Linked DNA regions of Homo sapiens: all the other regions are linked to region 1. A link is a contact called in ENCODE Hi-C or POLR2A ChIA-PET data. All regions are on one chromosome and are shown on one strand. The core of a region is the stretch at or near the end of the contact, and the rest is flanking DNA. Distances in the headings are between cores, read along the strand shown.

Region 1 (3,466 bases), core at 516-3,015:
CGGTTTGCCGGAGAGCCTGGAAGAGGAAAGAAGACAAGACACAAAGTAACAACATTTACAAAAATATGCCTGACTAGGAAAAGACAGAGGGGTCATAGACGAAAATAATCAGGATTGGGTCTCTTTTGCAAATTCCTGAACGGGGAAATGTATCAGAATTTCCAGTCCTCAAGAAACAGGGCCTTTAAAAGTCTTGTGTGCAAGAAGGGGGAAAAAGACGAGGGGGGGGCGGGGAGGCGGACTCGCTCTTCGCAGCAGGAAGTCTTCAATGGCTATCGAGTTATGAAGAAACAACTGCCCAGAAGTCCTTATTCGGAGCGCTAAACTCGATTTTACCACATAAAGAGCAATGTAAAAGCTCAGAACAGCCCCATCATGGTGTTGGGGAAACAACTCGGCTTCCCCATGTGAGAAAGCCAGAGAGCTCCGACTTGGTAGTAGCCCAGACCTGTGTTAGGGGTTTTATTTGCAAGTCAATGAACCAAACGGGCGACCAGGCTCGTTGTGCCGCGTTGTGGAAGCAAGGTTATTATTATCGCCCATTGCCCCACTGAACAATTTCACTGAAAAGGAAGAGTCCCAGCCGTGTGTGTGCGCGTGGTGCCATACGGGACGTGCAGCTACGTGCCCACCTCCAGAACGACTTTATTTACAAAGCGATTACCACGTTATCTATTTGTTTTCCTTTTCCAGCAAGAGCAGCCTTACTCAGCCCTCAAATTTCTTAATTACAAACCCGTTTGCTTCTAAATCAACCCCAAACCGTCAGGCAGAGCCCGGAGGGAGGCTCTGCAAGTTTGTACACACCCCCACCTCCCGGATCCAGGGCAACAGCAGAAGCAAGTAACTGTGTATGTGCAAAAAGGTGGATCTGGGGACGAGGATCGCTGAGTTTGTTTACAGAGCAGAGACGCCTCAGCTCGGATGCCAAAGCTACCAAGAGCTGCAAACGCAAACTTAGCAGAAGCACACGTACCCCGGGAGCGGCAGGCGGGCCCGAAAGCGCGGACTGGAATTCCAGGGCGCGGGAGCGGGGGTGGCCGGGCCCTCGAGCGCGCTCCGTCCACCTGCAGCGGCTGCCCCTCCCCGCCCCCAGCTCCTGTCCTTGAAAGGAGTGGAGGAAAAAAATGCATCTACAAGCGGTGATCTAGAGTAGGTCTACCCACTGCCCGTATGAAAACACAAAGGCACAGCCTAGGAAGGCGCGCTCAGGAAAGGGCGCATTATTTGTCCGGGTCTTTAAAACCCAACTCGAGGAAGCACAGCCATTCTTCGCTGCCTGTGGAAGCTTTTGCAAAACCGGGGAGGCACAAGGGCACTCTGGAGGGCGGGGGGCGCTGGGCGAGTCCCCTTTTCCCGTAGAGAGCGGGGCAGATCGCTAGGTGAACCGAGTGAGAAAGCTGGGGGTGGGGTAGATCCAGCCTGAGGGGGGCGGTGAGCTCTCCTCGTGGCTATCCCGGCAGGCTCTACCTTCGGGCGGGGCGGCAGGGGAGGATTTTCCCCCTGCCTCGGGGGTGGCTGAGCCAACCTCGCGTTTCTGGGCCGGGAAGAAACCAGAGTCGGGGGGCGACGGGGCGACTGGGCGGCCCCCGGGCCCCGCAGCCTCTGCAGCACGTGCCGCGGGCGGCGGGGACGCGGCTCCGGGACCCGGTCCAGGGTGTTCGCGGTGTTCCGGAATCCGCGTCTTGGCGCCGCCCGCCCTGGAGGCTCTCGCTCCGCCTTTCCGAAATGCCTATATTAACTGTGGCCAAAGCCCTAAGAAACACAGCTCATTGTTGGCAGCTGCCGGGCGGTCCTGCCGAGCTGTGAGGGCAACGGAGGGGAAATAAAAGGGAACGGCTCCGAATCTGCCCCAGCGGCCGCTGCGAGACCTCGGCGCCGACATCGCGACAGCGAAGCGCTTTGCACGCCAGGAAGGTCCCCTCTATGTGCTGCTGAGCCGGTCCTGGACGCGACGAGCCCGCCCTCGGTCTTCGGAGCAGAAATCGCAAAAACGGAAGGTAAGCGCGACGGGCGAAGCTGGCTGGGGCTCTTGCCAGCCCAGTCCTCCGAGGGCAGGGTTTGCCCGGAGGAAGAGCGTGAGGCGAAGCTGGGGAATAACAACAGGATGTGCAACAACAGGATGAGGAGGGCTGATTTAATGCCTGAAGTTCGCAGCAGGGCTACGGGGCACTTCCTTTATTAGGCCACTTCGGGGAGCAAAGGGGGTGTGGGCTCGGGTCCCCCCGCCCGATCGCAGGGGAAGGGGCTGTTTGTGCAGCGTCCGGCTGTGTTATGAGTGGTAGCTCTTCCGTGGTGGCTAGCCCGGGTGCACAGGCTGTTAGTGGGATCTTGGGGGTGGTGGTTCGCAGCCGACGTGCGCCCGGGAATCCTGGGGGGCAGAGGCGAGCAAAAGTGGGGTGCGCTGTGGTGGGCGACACGTGTGGCGCGGGTCTCATTATCTGCCCTTTTCACTTCCAGGACTGGAAATGGCAGACCATATGATGGCCATGAACCACGGGCGCTTCCCCGACGGCACCAATGGGCTGCACCATCACCCTGCCCACCGCATGGGCATGGGGCAGTTCCCGAGCCCCCATCACCACCAGCAGCAGCAGCCCCAGCACGCCTTCAACGCCCTAATGGGCGAGCACATACACTACGGCGCGGGCAACATGAATGCCACGAGCGGCATCAGGCATGCGATGGGGCCGGGGACTGTGAACGGAGGGCACCCCCCGAGCGCGCTGGCCCCCGCGGCCAGGTTTAACAACTCCCAGTTCATGGGTCCCCCGGTGGCCAGCCAGGGAGGCTCCCTGCCGGCCAGCATGCAGCTGCAGAAGCTCAACAACCAGTATTTCAACCATCACCCCTACCCCCACAACCACTACATGCCGGATTTGCACCCTGCTGCAGGCCACCAGATGAACGGGACAAACCAGCACTTCCGAGATTGCAACCCCAAGCACAGCGGCGGCAGCAGCACCCCCGGCGGCTCGGGCGGCAGCAGCACCCCCGGCGGCTCTGGCAGCAGCTCGGGCGGCGGCGCGGGCAGCAGCAACAGCGGCGGCGGCAGCGGCAGCGGCAACATGCCCGCCTCCGTGGCCCACGTCCCCGCTGCAATGCTGCCGCCCAATGTCATAGACACTGATTTCATCGACGAGGAAGTTCTTATGTCCTTGGTGATAGAAATGGGTTTGGACCGCATCAAGGAGCTGCCCGAACTCTGGCTGGGGCAAAACGAGTTTGATTTTATGACGGACTTCGTGTGCAAACAGCAGCCCAGCAGAGTGAGCTGTTGACTCGATCGAAACCCCGGCGAAAGAAATCAAACCCCCAACTTCTTCGGCGTGAATTAAAAGAAACATTCCCTTAGACACAGTATCTCACTTTTCAGATCTTGAAAGGTTTGAGAACTTGGAAACAAAGTAAACTATAAACTTGTACAAATTGGTTTTAAAAAAAATTGCTGCCACTTTTTTTTCCT
Region 2 (3,466 bases), core at 432-2,931, 6.6 Mb before region 1:
ATTAGGCTTTGGCTTAAGGGAATGCTGAGGCTGGTTTTATCTTTTATTCAGGCCACTAAAACTTTTTCCATATCAGCATGAGGCTGTTTCGTTTTCTTATCATTTGTGTTTTCATTGGAGTAGCACTTTTAATTCCCTTCTAGAACTTTTCCTTTGCATTCACAACTTAGCTAACTTTGGTACAAGAGGCCTAGCTTTTGGCTTATCTCAGCTTTTGACATGGCTTCCTCACTAAATTCCTTCGGTTTTCGATTTAAAGTGAGAGATGTGCCACCCTTCCTTTTACTTGAACACTTAATAGTCCATTGTAGGGTTATTAATTGGCCTAATTTCAATATTGTTGTGTCTCAAAGAATAGGGAGGCCTGAAGAGAGGAAGAGAGACAGGCGCCAATAGTGAAGCTTTCAGAACACACACAACATTTATTAAGTTTAGCATCTTCTATGAGCAGAGTTTGTAATGCTCCCAAAAAACTACAATAGTAACATCAAAGATAACTAATCATAGATCACCATAACAGATGAACAGCAAGTGAACACATGCTGCTTGAAAAATGATGCTGACAGACTTGCTTGAGTAAGGTTGCCAAAAAACTTCAATTTATAGGAAAACATATTATCTGCAAAGTACAATAAAGGGAAGCAAAATAAAAGGAGGCGGGGATTTGCTTATGGAAACAGCTTCGTATCTGTGATAAAGGAATATACTAAGTAAAATATGGACTACCCTGGACTGTCTAACACAACTACAACCGATATTCACTTGGACAAGAACTTAGTTCAAGTGCTTCTGTGGTCACACAACCCAAAAGGCCTCCACAGCAGAAAAGCTGCTATTAGGTACTCACTAACTAAGTACTGAGTCCCCAGTGTTTCCTGAGGGTTATTTCACAGGCTCCTGACCCTGAAGCCTCTCAGAGTTATTCCAACATTAAGGTCACTTCTATGAGGAAGAGGTGAGAGGAAAAAAGACCAATAGTGGAAGGCCAGCTTCAGCGCAACACATGTATTTAATAGTTTCTCTCATCTTTGAATATTTATTCACATTTCCCTTTAAAGTCTGTTTTTGAGGGGGAGAAGCTTTATTCGTACCTACTTAGTGGCTGCTTTATAGCAGTAAAATAGATGCTTTTGCAGAATTCTTTTCTGCTTTTCTTTTGTGAGACGGAGTCTCATTCTATCACCCAGTGGGGAGATGTCGGCTTACTCAATCTCTGCCTCGCAGGTTCAAGCATTCTCCTGCTTCAGCCTCCCGAGCAGCTGGGACTACAGGCGGGTACTACAGGCGCGCACCACAACGCCCGGCTAATTTTTGTATTTTTAGTAGAGACGGGGTTTCGCTATCTTGGCCAGGCTGTTCTCCAACTCCTGACCTCAGGAAATCCGCCCGCCTCGGCCTCCCAAAGTGGTGGGATTACAGGCGTGAGCCACCGCTCCTGGCCCCTGCCTTTTTATTAGAGATACAAATCACACACGCCCTTCGCTTCAAGGGGAGCCCCGCCCCCTACTTCGGGCATTCGGCCATCCTGTGTTCTCTAATGGCGTGGGGCAGAGCTATCGCGAGACTCCACTGTATCCTCAGCAAGTTTTTAACAGTGTGAACTTGCGCAGAAGAGACTCATGAAGCCAGCGCAGGAGAAAGGGGGCGGGGTGCTCTGACGAGCGCGTTCGCCTTGACCCCACGCTACAGCGCGCGCCCGGCAGCTAGGCGCTGTGGTTTCTGGGTCTCCCGGGGGACCCCTACACGTTCCGGCAAAAAGCGCTCGTGCCCACCTCAAGCCCATGTTCGGTGGGTGGCGAATGCGTGCCCGTGATCTGCTGGGTCTGTAGAGGAGCGCAGGCCTGGTGCAAACAGACTCAAGAGGCTCGGAGAACCAGCTTGGGTAGGCGCTTGGGTGATGGAAGGTCAGGGGTCAGAGGTCGGGAGGGAGGGAGGGAGGTGGTCTTTGGCCTCCGGGACCAGGGAGGGAGGACGCTGGTTGTCCTGGAGCCCGGGAAGCTCAAGGGCTGAGAGGGAGCCGCTGCGCGAGTCTTCCCCACCTCTTCCCGATCCCGGACTAGCGAACTTCGGACCACCACGTCCCTCCGGGGATAAAGTGGGGTCGTGGGAAAGGAGGCTGTGCTTCTCCTCATGCACTGGGGCCTGCGGTGTTTGTCTCGAGCGTCCAACACACTAGGATCCGGGAGTCCGTCGTCACGCTCCTTGGCCTCGCGGTCGCTTGTTTGCTCGGCCTGCTGGGAGCGATCCGGCGCTGACAGCCCCGCTCAGACTCCGGGAGCCGCTTGTGGGTCTTTCGGAAGATAACTGAGTGGGTACCGTGCGCCGCAGATCTACCCCCGGAGGCTGGAACTGGGTCGCCGCCTCCCTTCTTTGTGCGCGGCATTGTATTAGTAAAAGGGGAGGCAGAGGTTTCTCAGTCCCACTCAAAGTTCTCCGTTACCTTTGGAGCCAGATTAATTACATTCGAATTCAGAACCACTCTTTGACATTGTACAGTTTGACTGGTAGTTGCTATGTTTATGAACGAAGATAGGGTGTTATTTGATGATTAATAGTCACTGTATAATGATCAGTTAAATAATGACCAGGAAGCTTGTGCCCTTTTTCCAAGTAGTTTGACATTAGCACGAGGTAGAAATCCGAGATGTTTGATGCCTTCCAACTTGTACTTAAGGAACTTAAGGAACTTGGGGCTTTTTCTGAACAAAATAAGATAAAGTTATTACTGTTACTTTAAATTATTCCAGTGGGCATTAGTAGGAATGATGAAACTCTTGAATAGAAACGATCCATGATATCTCTACTGTCACAAAAAAGACTATTTAGTTTATGATTAGTAAACATGCTGGAGACAGAGCAGTCCTGAGCAGTATTGTAATGATTATGTCTGTGCTCGATAACCTGCACTTTCTAGAGCTTTAAAGGACCAGTTAACCAGTAAGCTGGCAATTGAGAATAAAATAGTTTACTTTTGAGAGATGCTCTTGTATATCCTCTTTGTCCACCCGAAAGGAGCTGGACTTACAGAATTATTAAAACAAAACTTTTATTATTAAGAGTTTAGGCCAGTAAGATTTAGGGGAAACAATTTGCTGGTGAAAAAGCTTCTTATGAGGGCATTTTTAAAGTTTATGTAACTAGCATATTTTAGCATTCAGTAGAAGAAAATACTCTCACCTTGCTGGAATTATTTCTACAGAAAAGGAAAAGATTATGTTAACCCTGGGTCATTAAGAGCTTCCTAGTACTTAGTAATGAGTGGGCTTCATTTCCATAACACAACATTTTGGACAGGAATATGGCAAGTATGTAATCCTTTTTGCCCTTAATAGCCTAAACCCAGATCTACCATGGATTTGTTGTAATTCAAGATTTGTGTGTATCTTTTAAAGAGGAAATAATATTTTGGAGGGAAAAAATGTGAATTTAAGTTGTGTTATTCATTTGTTGGATTGTCTTAGTAATG
Region 3 (3,466 bases), core at 249-2,748, 6.4 Mb before region 1:
TAGACAAAATCCTCTCTGCATCGCCAAATGACTCTTATTTTCCTAAACTTACTCTAAGAATATCTTTTAACAGCAATTTGAATAAACCGACTCACATGCCACTGTGATTTAATGTGTGATTTGCTGCCGAATCAGCTGTGTTTGGCCAGCCCTTCTGTCTTCACATTTTTCATAGTGTTTATCCTTAAGCTTAGCAACCAACCAAACTTCGAGTGGAATATCAACATTCAAGAGTAAAATGTATTATTAGTTTTCTAATTGTTCCACAAGAGATTGAGTTTGTGTAGTTTACATTTTTGCACTTTCTGTTTTACTTATATCCTCAACGCATGAAATTTTGGCCTGTTCCCCTTTACTATTCACAAACTTCCAAACACTGGTAAAAATGCCTTTGTGTGTCTTTAATTCACGTAACAGATTTGTGTTATGTTAAATGTTAGTGAATATATAAACCTAAGAATACAAGGATAATTTTGTTAAAGAATCAAAAAGTATCAGGACATTCGTTTGTCTTATGGCAGAGACAAATTGAAGTTCCCCACCAAGATATACGTATTTTGGATTTGGGCCAGACAGCTAAAAAACCTGTTTCAACTTAAAACCCAAAAAGGTTTTAAGTTGAAAAAATAATGCTGACTTTTGCTGAAAGTAAATTTTAAACAAAGGTTTTTTTTTTTAATTTACTCCATTAAAAATGCATACATTTGGACAGAGCGAGACTCTGTCTCAAAAAAAAAAAAAAAAGCATACATTTGTAGTCACAGAATTAGTTTTTGTTTTGACCTTGAAAAGGACTTGAAAGTATTTACTCCAAACTTACTTTACACATACTAAAAATATAGTTTTTGAAAAAAGAAAGTTGATGTGGCTTTTCAGACAAGGGAATGGTAGGTAATGTTTTGCATCAGCTCCGGGTCTTGGGTGATCTCCACCAATCAGAGATCCTTCAGAGCTCGTAGGGTCTAGAAAGATCATTATTTTACACCCTCATTTTACAGACAAAGAACCTGAGACCTGCTAGAGTAAGTGACTTGGTTAAGATAGGGAGCGCTCCAGAGACCAGGTCCAAGATCTTCCCCCGTTTCACAATTAGAAGGCGGCTGTCTAGAGGTCATTCCCTTCCTTATGATCCTCATAAAGTTAATTTCCAGTCTCTTGGAGAGAGAACTGGACGATCGCCTGGCTTAGAAGTTTTCCTCCCTCCCCGAACCCCGTTTTCTCTTCCATTTCTTCCGGTCGCGTGTCCCCAGCGCCCACAGGTGGAAATCAACCGCCCGCGGGGTTGCGGGGCACAAAGAGGCAGCTAGCGGCTCCGCTGACCCCTTCCCGCCGGCCTGGACGAAGTCTGGGCTCGGGAGCCGCGTGATGCATCCCAAAGAAGGCGCAGAACAGCACGTGTTCTCCCCGGTGCCCGGGGCTCCCACACCACCGCCCAATCGCTGCGGCCGCCTAGTGCTCGGGCCGCGCCTGCCGGCCGCGGGGACTCCGGGCCCGGGTATTCGCGCCGCCGCCGCCCGCCATGCGCTTCCGCTTTGGGGTGGTGGTGCCACCCGCCGTGGCCGGCGCCCGGCCGGAGCTGCTGGTGGTGGGGTCGCGGCCCGAGCTGGGGCGTTGGGAGCCGCGCGGTGCCGTCCGCCTGAGGCCGGCCGGCACCGCGGCGGGCGACGGGGCCCTGGCCCTGCAGGAGCCGGGCCTGTGGCTCGGGGAGGTGGAGCTGGCGGCCGAGGAGGCGGCGCAGGACGGGGCGGAGCCGGGCCGCGTGGACACGTTCTGGTACAAGTTCCTGAAGCGGGAGCCGGGAGGAGAGCTCTCCTGGGAAGGTATTGCCAGCAGACGCCTGCCCCCGGCGCAGAGCGGGAGCTCCGGCCCGCACCCCCAACCGGGGCCTCGGCCTCGGGCAGGCCCCGCAGGCCCCGGCGGCGCGCGTCCCGGGCTTTTTGCCCGCGTCCCTGCGCACTCCCCGGGCGACCTGGGCTGACCCTGCTCTGCCGGCCACGCTGTCGCCGCCAGCCGCGCCTCCGGCTTCCTACTGATTCCCTAGACCCGTATAGCGCTCCCGGCCGCCTTCCCGCCCACTCTGTTGCCTGCCCCTCTGACCTGGTTTCCGCACATCCAGTCCTCAGCTTCTTTCCAACCGCGCCTGCGTCACGGGCCAGTGCCCTTCGTCTCCCGCCCGGGGCTCCCTTCGCCCTCCGAGTGCCCCTCGACCTCCGAGTCCCCCCCTTCGCGGGTCCCTTGGCTGCCCGGCCGCGCGCCGCTGATGGCTTCAACAGCCCAACTCCGCCTTGGTTGGGTTTTGTGTCCTCATTTTCCTGCTCTAATTCACTAAAAAAAACCCAAAACGATCCAACCAACGAAACTAGCGTTTTCGCTAATCCTAGACAGCAATGTGCTACTTAGATTTTTTTCATAGATATTGAGAATGAACTAATGGAAAAACGTTGAATATTTCCCTTTTTGGATTTTTTTTTCTTTTTTAATCCCAGATATATGACAATTGAGACATGACCTGATTTCTTAAAATACTAAAACAATACATGCTGGTTGTAAAATAATAATAAAGAAATGTACATAGTGAAAACTTACAGTGTTTCCTCCACACATCTTAAGCACACTGCTTGTACACATTTATGTATGTGATATATGCATATACTTTTTTTTTTTACAAAAATTGTATAGTAATTCTGAATTTTTGCTTTTCTTGCCTAACAATATGTTAGGGACATCTTTCACTGTCACTACACGTAGATATGTATTTTACATGTAGATGTATATTTTAAATGGCAACAAATTATTCTGCATCTACCAATGTGCATTTAGGTTCTTTTCAGTTTTCCTCTGTCGTAAACAGTAGTGGCTTAATTGAAATTCCTTTTACAGATATCTTTGAACATTCGGGAGTGTTTCTGCAGAGTGGATTCAAAGAAGTGAAATTATTAGGTCAAAATGCAGTCATTTTTTTTAACACTTCATTAAAGACTGCTAAATTATGCCCTAAAAGGGTGATTATCTAATGTCGGCTCCCGCCAACAGTGTCTGAATTGAGACAGCTCCTTTCTTTAAAGGAAATGTGCAAGGTTGTAGACTGGAGTGGGTGTGACTCAATAGTTGAAGTCAATGAAATGAATGTCTCTTTAGAAGTTTATATGAAAAAAAAAATGGGCCATTTAGCCTGTAATGATGTAGAAACAAAGAATCAGTAAAGAAGATTAGAGTGGAATGTGTTTATATATTATCCTTGTTCTCCTTCTCTACCTCACTGGGCTTATGGTCTGGTAGCATTTATTGGTCTGTTATTTTACCATGACAGAATTGAAAGATACCCTCTTCAGTTTATCCTTTCTTTACAGAGTATTACTATTTTTCATAGTATTGTAGAATTATTTTTTAAAATAATATCTGATAATTGTAATAAAAATGGAAATGGTGTGAAACAAAGATCTTCCCTTTCCCTAGTTATTTAGCT
Region 4 (3,466 bases), core at 331-2,830, 5.4 Mb after region 1:
AGGGTACGTAAAGAGGAGGCTGGGGAAAGGATGACACCTTTTTGCTTAGGAGAAGTCAGGTTTAACAAAAGGGGTGGGGAACAAACAGAAGCTGTGGTTGACCTAATTGCTCCTATGATTTATCAATTTTATTTTCATCTTTAATCTTCAACTTTACATAAAGAACTTTGTATGTATATGTGGCCTTTTCATTGTGCTACAGGAAAACCTCATTTACTCACCCAAAATGATTTTGTAAAGTATAAAACCATTAAGCAGCTTGTGATGTAAGACTAAAGAGGTAACATAAACTGATATTTCACTGGGCATACCAAACTGTGAATAATCCTTTCAACCAGATAGTGCTAACAGTCACTTCTCAATAGGAAGGAACTGCCATTTTCTCAAAGAGACTGCGAAATTATGCCAGGATGGCTGAACCTTCTTATGTCTCTTTTTATATTTTCCCAGAGAATCCACATTGCTTACACACACACACGCAAACCTGCTCCCTTTTCTTAAGTCACAGTTTTAAGGCACTGTTCTAAACCCTAAATACAGAAGCTCATGCACTTACTGCCAGTGTCGCTTTGGAACTGCAGGTGACAGATGCAGTCAGAGAGCTCACAGATGTGGATTGACTGCAGTTTGAGTCTTATTGCAATGAGCACATTGACAGAGCCTGCAGATGCACATCTCGGCAGGAGAGATTTTCTTTTTAAGCCCTCATGCCCTATTAGATTTACTTTTAGGGCTTTTATTGGCTATTTTTATCACTTATCCCGACTCTCATCCCTGCTTAGCCCTACCCACAATTCATTTTCTCTTCTTCAGTTCTAGATCCTTCTCCATCAATCCTAATTTTGGTCAAAAATAATAATAAAATAAAGCGAGGCTGCCGGCATTGCCAGAATCAGAAACCGACGAAGCCGCTTTTTGGGAGCTATTAGAGAAGCCGCTGTAAGTTTTCTGAGAAGCAACGGACCCCTAGCATCTTTGCACGGTCCCTCTTCCCCTGGGTGATGGCTCCGAGACAGATGAGGAATCTCTTTTCCCCGTCTTTCCCAGTGGTGGCTTAAACGAAAGATAACCCTTCTTTTCTTATCCTACACCAGGCTCGGTAACGCTCCCAGGTACGGACGCCCCACCCCCAACCCGTTATCCCTAAAGAGATCCCCAAATATCGCCCGGTCCTCTTCAGAACTGAGCCCTCCCTCGGCCACCGGACCGGTTTCCCCCACCTCAGCGGCTGCCCTCCAGTCGCCCGCCCCCACACATCCCACCCCAAGTCTGGCCCGGGCTCCGCACATGCCCACCCCGCGCCCAGACGCCCCGCACCCGGTGCTCAGGCCGCTCAGCCGCCCGCGCTCCCTGTGCCCAGGGTCGCCTAGGGGGTTACCGTGGGAAGAGGGAGCGGTGGCTGAGGACGCGGCGGCAGCGCTGCTGCCGGTTGCGTCGGATGCGAAGGAGAAGCTGGAGGACAAGGATGAGGATGAGACGGGCGCGCTCCCCAGTCTCCATGGAACTCCCGCCCCGGCCCGTTGCTAGGAGCCCCCGAGGCTCGGACTCCGTCTTCCTTGCTTTGTTGTTCCGGGTGCGAGGCGGCCGCAGCTTCCCCGCGACAATAAATAGACTAGACGCTGGGGAGCATAGAGACAGTGCGCGAGGGCTAGAGCGCCGCCGGACAGGGCGCTCCTGGGTGCCTCGCTAGCCACTCATTTCCGGCTCTCACTGCTCCCGTCACTTTCCCCGTCCCCCGCCCCCACCCTTCCTTCCTCCTTCCTGGTCCCCAAATCAGGCCCCTCCTGCCCACCCGCTGGGCTCGGTGGGAGGTAAGAGGTGGGATGGGGGCGGCGCTAATGGGCATCGGACTAGACTTTTTTGTTTAAGAACCGCTTGAAAGGGTTCTGAAAACACCGTGTATCCTTTGTATATTTTTAGTTGATATCTAAACGTGTAGTAATTTCTGGCATACAGTCGAATATTTAGGTGGACTTTTTTGTCAAAACCGTAGAACTTTCTCATCAGCTCATTAAATTTATACAAAAGGTCCTCCCCACCCCCCATTATATAATTGCTAAAGCTAGTCCTTACCGTCCAGACGAGACTTGTTTTCTGCCTGAAAAAAGTCCTTCGCTTTTTCAGTCAAAATGAACCCGTTAATTTATGATGTCGCGATAAATTCCCCTAGTGAGATTCCTCACTAGGCGAATTGGAATCCTGGTCTTAGAGCGACCGGGGATGACAGATGACAGACGGAGGGAAGGAAGTGGGGAGAGATGGAGACACAAGGTGTGGCGAGACGGAGGGATAACGCAGGACCGTATGCCACTTCTGTCGCCTGTCCCACATTCCTTACTCTACGTGGGTTTGCGGTCGGGACTGTCCCTCGGGAACCGAGAGGCGGATCCAGGAAGGATGGGAGTGGGAGAGGGCGGATGCTGGCGAGGACTCAGGCAGCCCGGGATAGGAGGACCTCTAGGAACGGAGACCCTCCGCGGCTCTGCGCCCAAGTAGCCCTGCAGGGGCCGGGGGACCCCGGGGGCGCACAATGGCCCGTTTGAACCGTCGCCCTGGGGCCCGAGTGCGTCCTCGGGGTCCCTCGGGAGTGGCCTGAGAGGCGCTGCCCGCGGGAGCGAAAATCGCGTAACGGCCCTGAGGGCGCCACGCCACGCCACGCCACGCCACGCCGCGCGGAAGCCCCCGGCTCCCGGCCCCACGTTTCCCACTCTCAGGCCGGCATCGGCCTTTCCACCAGAGCTCGGCTGCAGTCAGAAGCCCCTGGCGTTAGTTGAGGTCAATGGCAGCCCTGATTTAATTATTAAAAGACCACGCCGAGCCGGGTTCATGGGTACCTGGCCTCTGATTGGTGGGAATCAGATGAAAAAAATGAAAATGCCACTGCCTTTTTAAAAGAGAAGACGTGGGCTGAATTCTTGGGGTTTTGACAGTAGGCAACCATTTAGGTATTTTATTATTTACGAGATCTCCAAGGATGCCTCTTGATTTTTTGCTTTCCCCTCTGAGTGTTCAGAAACATATTCGAGCATTTGAAAGCTCCGTAGAATGATGGAGTTTGTTTTCATTTCTGTACTAATTTATTTTTCAAGGGATAGTGATTATAGTTGGGTCAGGTTTAATAAAGAAAGTGAACAAGAAGCTGGGTTAGAAAGTAATGTCTGTGTGGTGGTGGGGAGAGGACTTTTAGGAGGTAACATCTCAGCCAATTTCTAAAAGGGATGGGAGTGGGAAGAATGTATGTAGAGTGTTCCAGTCAGAGGGAACAAGATATGCTGAGTACTTGCTGTGCTGGGGTATTAGTGTGGCTAGGGCATCAGGAAACAGTGCAAAGGAAGAATGACAGTCATTGAAATTGGAGGGAAATTAAGGTCTTGAACTTTCAGTGCCTTGTAGACCATAGAAGGAGTTTGGACTTTCTTCCAAGTGCTAGGGAAAGTGGAGTTTTAGCCTGGAAAATAACATGATT

What was found. Hi-C counts contacts between places; a loop is a spot of excess contacts on that map. ChIA-PET counts read pairs that join two places held with the same protein, here RNA polymerase II (POLR2A). Pooled maps may share reads with other maps.
Region 2: a map of B cell shows a loop between it and region 1 (22-fold over the local background). The contact joins the promoter of SHPRH here to the promoter of CITED2 in region 1. A Hi-C loop is called at or near these places in 3 of 168 maps with a recorded cell type or tissue (B cell, CD4-positive, alpha-beta memory T cell and naive thymus-derived CD4-positive, alpha-beta T cell) and 5 of 50 pooled maps.
Region 3: a map of B cell shows a loop between it and region 1 (12-fold over the local background). The contact joins the promoter of EPM2A here to the promoter of CITED2 in region 1. A Hi-C loop is called at or near these places in 2 of 168 maps with a recorded cell type or tissue (B cell and naive thymus-derived CD4-positive, alpha-beta T cell) and 10 of 50 pooled maps. POLR2A ChIA-PET finds 5 or more read pairs at or near these places in 1 of 52 experiments (CD4-positive, alpha-beta T cell).
Region 4: a map of CD8-positive, alpha-beta T cell shows a loop between it and region 1 (11-fold over the local background). The contact joins the promoter of TBPL1 here to the promoter of CITED2 in region 1. A Hi-C loop is called at or near these places in 2 of 168 maps with a recorded cell type or tissue (CD4-positive, alpha-beta T cell and CD8-positive, alpha-beta T cell), 1 of 37 single-sample maps with no recorded cell type and 7 of 50 pooled maps.

The regions. Positions count from the first base shown.
Region 1 is chr6:139,372,947-139,376,412 of GRCh38, reverse strand. It overlaps CITED2 (Cbp/p300 interacting transactivator with Glu/Asp rich carboxy-terminal domain 2), which reads left to right and starts at 1,765. Exons shown (of 2, transcript NM_006079.5): 1 at 1,765-2,000; 2 at 2,461-3,466. The coding sequence starts at 2,469. The coding sequence ends at 3,281. RefSeq lists silencers at 917-1,226, 1,397-1,776, 2,237-2,386, 2,957-3,056 and enhancers at 1,927-2,096, 2,607-2,666.
Region 2 is chr6:145,962,573-145,966,038 of GRCh38, reverse strand. SHPRH (SNF2 histone linker PHD RING helicase) reads left to right here and starts at 1,681. Exons shown (of 30, transcript NM_001042683.3): 1 at 1,681-2,308. RefSeq lists enhancers at 1,205-1,254, 806-1,793, 1,705-1,924, 2,035-2,164.
Region 3 is chr6:145,733,552-145,737,017 of GRCh38, reverse strand. EPM2A (EPM2A glucan phosphatase, laforin) reads left to right here and starts at 1,498. Exons shown (of 4, transcript NM_005670.4): 1 at 1,498-1,820. The coding sequence starts at 1,520. It overlaps EPM2A-DT (EPM2A divergent transcript), which reads right to left and starts at 2,149. Exons shown (of 3, transcript NR_038246.1): 1 at 2,098-2,149. RefSeq lists enhancers at 1,084-1,133, 1,154-1,203, 1,214-1,273 and a silencer at 1,434-2,023.
Region 4 is chr6:133,951,338-133,954,803 of GRCh38, reverse strand. It overlaps TBPL1 (TATA-box binding protein like 1), which reads right to left and starts at 1,580. Exons shown (of 7, transcript NM_004865.4): 1 at 1,379-1,580. It overlaps LOC128092253 (umcharacterized LOC128092253), which reads right to left and starts at 1,500. Exons shown (of 2, transcript NM_001414965.1): 1 at 1,379-1,500. The coding sequence starts at 1,500. RefSeq lists a silencer at 2,473-2,582.